Linked DNA regions of Homo sapiens: regions 2 and 3 are each linked to region 1. Evidence: read pairs that join two places in POLR2A ChIA-PET (ENCODE). Cell type or tissue: OCI-LY7. All regions are shown on one strand.

The links. ChIA-PET counts read pairs that join two places held together with the same protein. Peaks named below come from ENCODE experiments on the same cell type or tissue, not always from the same donor. Only the 100,000 strongest peaks of a DNase experiment are listed, where the experiment ranks them.
Region 2: POLR2A ChIA-PET joins it to region 1 with 5 read pairs; 1 of 35 experiments calls an interaction of 5 or more read pairs at or near these places.
Region 3: POLR2A ChIA-PET joins it to region 1 with 6 read pairs; 1 of 35 experiments calls an interaction of 5 or more read pairs at or near these places.

Annotation. Positions count from the first base shown.
Region 1 is chr11:102,389,661-102,392,160 of GRCh38, reverse strand. No RefSeq gene overlaps it. Among named protein-coding and RNA genes, the nearest start is that of BIRC2, 44 kb to the right of the region's middle. In OCI-LY7, CTCF peaks have their summits at 1,088 and 1,297 (motif pointing left); a DNase peak (open chromatin) is centred at 1,290.
Region 2 is chr11:103,902,836-103,905,335 of GRCh38, reverse strand. It overlaps PDGFDDN (PDGFD downstream neighbor), which reads left to right. Exons shown (of 4, transcript XR_947960.3): 1 at 1-656. Among named protein-coding and RNA genes, the nearest start is that of PDGFDDN, 2.8 kb to the left of the region's middle. RefSeq lists enhancers at 606-775, 1,196-1,285. In OCI-LY7, no CTCF peak of the experiment used is centred here; DNase peaks (open chromatin) are centred at 785 and 1,095; H3K4me3 peaks cover 2,229 bases; H3K27ac peaks cover 2,337 bases.
Region 3 is chr11:101,509,345-101,511,844 of GRCh38, reverse strand. All of the region lies in intron 1 of TRPC6 (transient receptor potential cation channel subfamily C member 6), which reads left to right. Among named protein-coding and RNA genes, the nearest start is that of MIR3920, 9.3 kb to the left of the region's middle. In OCI-LY7, no CTCF peak of the experiment used is centred here; a DNase peak (open chromatin) is centred at 1,064; H3K4me3 peaks cover 635 bases; H3K27ac peaks cover 972 bases.

The DNA.
Region 1 (2,500 bases):
CCAGGACTGGCCCCAGACCAGGACCCAAGGAAAGGGTGAGTGAAGGAACTGTGGGGTACCACATTCCTGCCACAGGCCTCTGAGATCTTAGCTACAGAAGAGTTCCATGACCTCACAGACCTTTAGACTGGCAGAGGGAGCTAGGGAACTACGTGGAGACCACACACACACAGGTCACTTGAACTCATATAGAACCCCAAAGGCTTCTATGTGCTGGACAACTTAAGCAAAGCGTGACTCTGGGCACCAACCCCCAAGACTCTATGTCATGCCATAAGCTGCTGCAGCTGCTGCTGTCTGCCAGGCCAGGGAATGAGCACGGCCCAGGCACTCTCACTCTTATATGCCACAAAGACAGGCTACATCTGAGCATGCCCCATGCCTGCTCATCCCTCCCAAGACTGCCTGCCTGGCCATTCCCATGGCTTGTTGGGGAGGGAGGAGACAGGGGGAACCTGACCCCACAGTGTAGCCACCATTGCCCCATCTGAGTGTTTTGTTGGCAGCCTGGGGGCAATTTGCTCCTCCCTATCACAGCTGTTACTTGAGCCCAAGGGGCCAGTGGACAAGTCTGCTGACTTGGTACTTGTTCCCCAGGACTCAAGCACACCATCCAGGAGCATGGAGATTTATGATCTGATCTCAAGCAGGGTAGGAGCCCCCACTGTCAGAACCACAAAGAGCATGGTGTGGGTTCACGCAGTGGCAGGGAAGCATGGTGGCCCGCCCTCCATAAGACTAAAACAGAAAGGGTACGGCCTAATAACAATGGTTTCTGCCCCCAAGGAGTCACATGGCCTGTGGCTAGGCAATTTGAATGCAGTTGGCTTGGGACTAGCATAACCATTCTGTTCTGCTGCTGACAGCTAGATACTGGAGACCTACCAGCTCAGGGGTGTGGGAGCTGGGTGGGTCCCACTGCAATGTGGTACAGTGAAAACCCTGGGCTGTCCCAATTCCCCTGAATGGGCTCTGTAGCACAGGAGAGGCACCTCCCGGCCTCTCTGGAAGATTGCCCCAGTGGCCTGGAAGCTGACCCTAGACCCTTGCCAGCCACCTTGGCAGCAGAGCCGGGATGGGGACCACTGGGAACCCCATGGGCCCACTCATTGCCCAAGAATTCTGATACCTCTCCTGATTAACAAAGGCGAAGTAAAAATTTTACACCATCTCAACTACCGGGCGCCTGCAAGTGCCAGCTACTGGCTGGGAGGTCAACCTCCAGGGCCCATCACTTCTACTGACACCACTGGACAGTGCTTGGCCGCCTCTTTCCTGCAAGCTCCACCTACTGGCCCGTAGAGTGAACTGCACAACCCAATGTAATTCCTGCTGACTGAAGCACACAGCTCTGGAGAACGAGATAAGCCTCCCAACACCTCCACCTTCCCATCTCTGTAGGATAAAGTGAACCCGCTCACACACACAGTACACCATTACTACAACCTAAAAAACAACCAGCATTTGAGAAAACCACTACATTAAGGCTATTATTAATACAGAGCTTTGGCCCCCTAGAAACAAAGAGAAGCAGAATATGCACTTACCTTGCAATGCCCTACTTCAGAAATGAAGGAGAGATAAAGACTCTCAGACAAAAGCTGTGGGGGTTCATCTCCGCTAAACCTGCCTTATAAGAAATGTTAAGGGAATTCTTCCAGCTGAAAGAAAAGGATGCTAATTATTAACAGGAAAACATGAATATGAAATTCACTGGTTAAAAAGTAAGTACACAGTCAACTCCAGAATACTCTAATACCATAATGGTGGTTTGCAAATCAACTTATATCATTAGTATGAATGCTAAAAGACACAACTTTAGGCCAGGCATGGTGGCTCACGCCTGTAATCCCAGCACTCTGGGAGGCCAAGGCAGGCAGATCACCTGAGGTCAGGAGTTCGAGACCAGCCTGGTCAACATCGCGAAACCCCATCTCTACTAAAAATACAAAAACTAGCCGGGTGTGGTGGCGGGCACCCGTAATCCCAGCTACTCAGGAGGCTGAGTCAGGGAGAATCGCTTGAACCCGGGAGGCGGAGGCTGCAGTGAGCTGAGATTGCGCCACTGAACTCCAGCCTGGGCGACAGAGCGAGACTCCGTCTCAAAAAAAAAAAAAAAAAAAAAAAGGCACAACTTTAAAAAATAATAATAGCTATAATAATTTGTTAATGGATATATGATATAAAAATATAAATTGTGACATCAAAAACAAAATGGGGAGCATGGAGTAAAAGTATACAGTTTTTTTTAATGCAATGAAAATTATTAGTCTGAAATATCCTGTTATAAGATGTTTTATATAAGCCTCATGGTAACCACAAACTAAAAGCCAAGAGTAGATGCACAAAAAGTAAACAGTAAGGAATGAAAGCTTGCCACTAGAGAAAATCATCTAATCACAAAGGAAGACAGCAAGAGAGGAAGAAACAGAGGGTCTGCCAAACAACTAGAAAACAATGAACAAAATTGCAGTAGTGAGTCCTTATTTATCAATAATAA
Region 2 (2,500 bases), 1.5 Mb before region 1:
AAATGTTAAAATCATTCTTGGATTCAATTTACATTTTAAATAATACCTACAATACAAGTTCCCTTTTAAGAACTAAGGTCTCTAACCTGTTTCTGGTTGAGGTCATAGTATAAATTTCTCCTCTTCAGGCCTTCTAGTGTCTTTCTAGACTTTCCTTTCTCCCTGTGTCTCCCACAGGCTTCCTTTCTCACCTGCCTCTACTTGTCAGTCTTCAAATCAGAGAAAATCAGGATCAATATCTGCTTTGGGAAAGACAGGAGATAGATCAGTCGAGGAGATCAACTGCATGGTTACCCAAGTGAGCAATTAATAGGGTAAAATTCCCAACTGCTTTAAGAAATCACTGCTTTTTGAGAGTCAAACACATCAGGTGCATATTTTTCAGTACTGTCCACTTTGGTGCAAACTTCAGGATATGGTGGTAGATATTTGTTGACTTCTGTCAATAGAAATTTAGCCACAGTCAATATGGGGAAAATTGACTAAATTACATGTTTCATTCATTCATTCAACAGCAAATACATTAAAGCCCGCTATGTATCAGACATGCTTTGAGGCTTGAAACACAAGATTCACAACAGAGGATAAAACTAGAGAAAGATATTCTAGGTAAGATCAACAGGAAGAACAAAGGTCTCCCAGCAAAAATGCATAAGGTAAGTGTGGGCAGTTCAGAAAATATAAAGTGATCGAAAGGAAAGAAAAGGAAACTGTAGGCAAATGAATTTAGTCTTTTACATTTAGTAAAGGAAGCTCCATGAGGACCTCTGAGCACAGTGGGGGCTGTATGTGTCATAGAGCACCAGACAGAAAGTTAGAAGGTCTTGGTTGTAGTGACTAGCCTGCCACTTTCTAAACCTATGTTTCCTCATTTACACACTCAGATATGTAAGATGTTCTGGAGGTGTCTTCCGGCAGAACAATTCTGCAATTCTGCATTTTCGAAAATGGGTCTACAGAAAGAGTAGGGATTGGGCTATGAGTTATGAGGCTCCTTGAAGTTCTAGGGGTGAGACAATAAGGATAAAGCGAGACTTCAGAGACAGGAAGGGAAGTTTGCCCCTGTGGTTGTTCAGGCTGTGCACTACAAATCTCTAGGGGTTGCTATTTGCATGAACTAAGATGACAAGACAGGTTAAGAGGTTTCAAAGTTCTTTGTGGTTGGATGGGCTGGAGGTGCAGGCTTGGAGATCTCCTGTAGGAAGAAGTCATGTGAGTTCAAGAGAATTCTTGTGGGAAAACCAGGGAGGCAGGAAGGAGGGGTGAATTTTGCAAGCATGTCTCCAAGAAGAGGAGCCAGGTCTTGTAACATTGAAAGGGAGTCATTCTCAGGGTCAAAGCTGAAACCATAAGAAGATACACAGAACCTGAAAGACCTCCATAACCATTAAGAGGGAAGAAGACTAGTTTCTAAAGCTCATAAAAATGTGTTCTGAAAAGGTATTAAGTACTGACTGAGGGCTAAAGGTCCAGCCCTGTGCTAAATACAGCAGATTCACAGGAAAATAAAACAAACGTATTTCCTGCCTTTATCAAGCTAGAGAAGACATTACATGAGGCTAGAGAAGACTAGACACTAAACAAATAATTACATATGTAACCCAATACATTTGTGAAAAGCAAAAGCATAATGTGTGATGACAGTAAAAGGTGGAATCCAGATCAGAGGACAAGGAAGGGTTCTGTGAGAAGATGACATTAGAGCAGGAACAGAAAGTTGAATAAATGTTAGAAGCAAAGTGAAAGGAGAGTGTGACATTAAATGGTAGCAATAAAAATGAAAAAAAATCTAGCTATATTAAAGAAATAGTTTGAATCTTTAATTTATCAGAGTTGGGGATATATTAGACTGAGGCAAAAGAAGATAGAAGATAGCAAGGATTTTTCCAAGGCTTCTGGCATAACAAACTGTGCAGATAGAGGTGCCATTTATTGAGATGGGGGACATGCAAAGAGAAGGAGATTTAGGATAGATTAAGAATTCAGTGTGAGGTATTAATTCCAAGTGACATTTGATATATCCAATTGGAGATATTAAGTAGGCAGTTAGGTCTGTGGGTCTGGAGCTAAGAAGAAGGGTCTGAGACAGATGTAAATTTAGAAGTCAGCAATATACAGTGGTATTACAAAACACAGGAACAGTCCAGATACTTAGGGGAGGGTGAAAACTGAAAGGGGAAGAATCACAGGGCAATTGTGAGAATATAAAAATGTTCTAAGTGCCAGAGGAAGAAATTGTTGCAAAGAGTCTGGGTCAGTTTTATCGACTATGGCAGAGAAGGTATGAGAAACACCTACAGATTTATCTGCTCAGAAATACTCCTTTCTTTTATTTTTATTTTTATTATACTTTAAGTTTTAGGGTACATGTGCACAACGTGCAGGTTTGTTACATACGTATACATGTGCCATGTTGGTGTGCTGCACCCATTAACTCATCATTAACATTAGGTATATCTCCTAATGCTATCCCTCCCCCCTTCCCCCACCCCACAACAGG
Region 3 (2,500 bases), 880 kb after region 1:
ATTTTTGTATTTTTTAGTAGAGACAGGGTTTCACCATGTTGGCCAGGCCGATCTCAAACTCCTGACCTCAGGTGATCCACCCACCTAGGCCTCCCAGAGTGCTGGGATTACAGGCGTGAGCCACCGCACCTGGCCCTAGTTCCATCTTTAAAGTCAAGAAAATCTCTGCTTCTGGATCATGAACAAGTCACAAGGATGCCATTAAAAACACGGCTTTCAACTTCCTTTGTCCCCTGTTGAGCTCACTACTTATTTGAAATGAATATAAAATATTATATTTACACTAGAACACACTGTGGCTCAACCTTTATATTTTGTTCCTTTTTTTCTGTGTAGGGTTGTACATTGTAGTCGTTTGCAGTCAGGTTAATAGGGAACAAACAAGCTCTAAACTTTATTCCTTTAACGGGAGGGATTAATGTATTCCAGTTATGTACTGAGAGTTTACAATGTGTCCCTCTGCAAAGAGGGGTGAATTCAGTGTGAATAAGGCAAAATCATCATTGCTCTCATAGGACTAAGGAAAACCACTTTAATTGTTTATTGCTTCCTCAACCCCAGAGGAAGAGCATAGGGTATGTGCCCAGAGATTAAGTAGTCAGGGCAAAAACAGTGTCAGTGTTGTAAAATGAGAACAAATGACTTCTTTCATTCATCTCCCTAAAGTGGTTTGCAAACTTGCTAGTTGTGTATAATGTTAATCTCTAAATATCTGAGTCTAATTATTCCCATTGATAATTGTGCATGTAATAAAATGCAAATTCTGGAATTTCTTTTATTTCTACTTTCCTAGGATGAATCTACATTACGCTTACGGCTGACTACACTGCCTGGAATAGTTACATTCCATTTACAATTTTAGAACTTCTGCTGTAATAGAATTGCGCTTTAAAATATTTGTAAGGATTTTTAAAGCACAAAGTCAAAGTTAAGCTAAGAACTTAATATGGAGCTTAGTTTGTATAAAAGCAGTTCCATGTTATAAAAGTGTATCATAGTTGAACAGGAAGTAGAGAGAATTACTACACATGCTGTGGACTCTAGCATGCAATCCACTCTACTCAGAAGCTAATTTGCATTGCTGGCATTTTCAATAGAGATGGATTATTCCATCTCTCACTATCTGGGGCAACAAATACTAAAAGGACCAGGAAAATGAGGTATGTAAAAACATGGTTTTCATGACCTAATCTACATTTGAGTGCCATAGGGGTGGTGGCTAATTACTCTTTCTTAGAACCAGTATTTATATGTTGTGATAAACACCTTGTAAAAATACAGACATGAAAATGTAGGTTACTAATCTTTTAACCATGCTAAATGTGGCTAAATGGGTGAAGAAAATTTCTTAATAAATATTTTCATAAATAGAAGAGCCGAATTTGAAAAGTGTGCCCTTTAGCTGAAATGAAAATGTCTTTTGTTGAAGTAGTGCTATGGAGCTATGGGCTGAGTTGTTCCTCTTTTTAACAGATGATTTTGCTAGGTTTCATTTGCTATTAATGTAAAATTCTACAACATAGTTTTATAAAAACCATTTGCAGAGAGGTTTGTAATATAATCTAGTAACATCTAGTATCTTTCCTGAATTGCTTTCAAATATCTGTTACTTAAAAAGTTGTTTTACACATTTTGCTTTTGCATAGGAGAGGCAGGGAGTAAGCAACACCACTTGTGACATAAAAATACAAGTAGAATCTTTTATTGCTTCTCCAGGCTGCAGTTAAGAAAGATAAGGAGAGCAGCAAAGCATGCGTTTTGTTCTGTCAACAACATACAAGCAGCTTTTACTGTGTCTTACTACTCATGCAAGGGGTGCTGAATCCATTGGGCCTGCATTTGTAATATGCCTAAAACAATAAAAATTCATTGTGCCTGCTGTTGTAATATTCCTAAAGTAATCAAAAACAAACAAAAATGTATCAGATACATTCTGACTTTTCAGATACAGAATGACCAAGTTGTAATTCTGTCACAGACTCATATATAGTTGACAGAGTGCTAAACAGATTATGATAATCTAGGCCTTTTTATAAAAATGTATCTAAAAATTATATCATTGCATATGATTAATATGTGTGGTCACAACAACTAAGACAGAAGATGCTTTAAAACTGAAAAAAAAAATTCTACGGAAATATCTTTGCTGTTCCTTCAAGAAGTTATAGGTACAAAAGCCACAGTAATTTAGAAGGAAATAAGATACATCATTATGATTAGTGGCTTGCCAAGATAGAACTTGTCATTTTTCAAATAAATGGGCAGGAAAGTCATAGATTGTTATTTTAAAATCTTAGAATAAAAGATGTCACAACTCAGACATTCTATTTAGCTCAATGTAAACTTAGTATTGGATGAAAAAATAAAATTTTGTAAACCAGATTAAAAATTGAGATACAAGTAAAGTTGCTAATTCTTATTTTTCTTTCTTTAAAAAGACAAACAAAGGGCAGGTGTGGTGGCTCATACCTGTAATCCCAGTATGTTGGGAGGCTGAGGT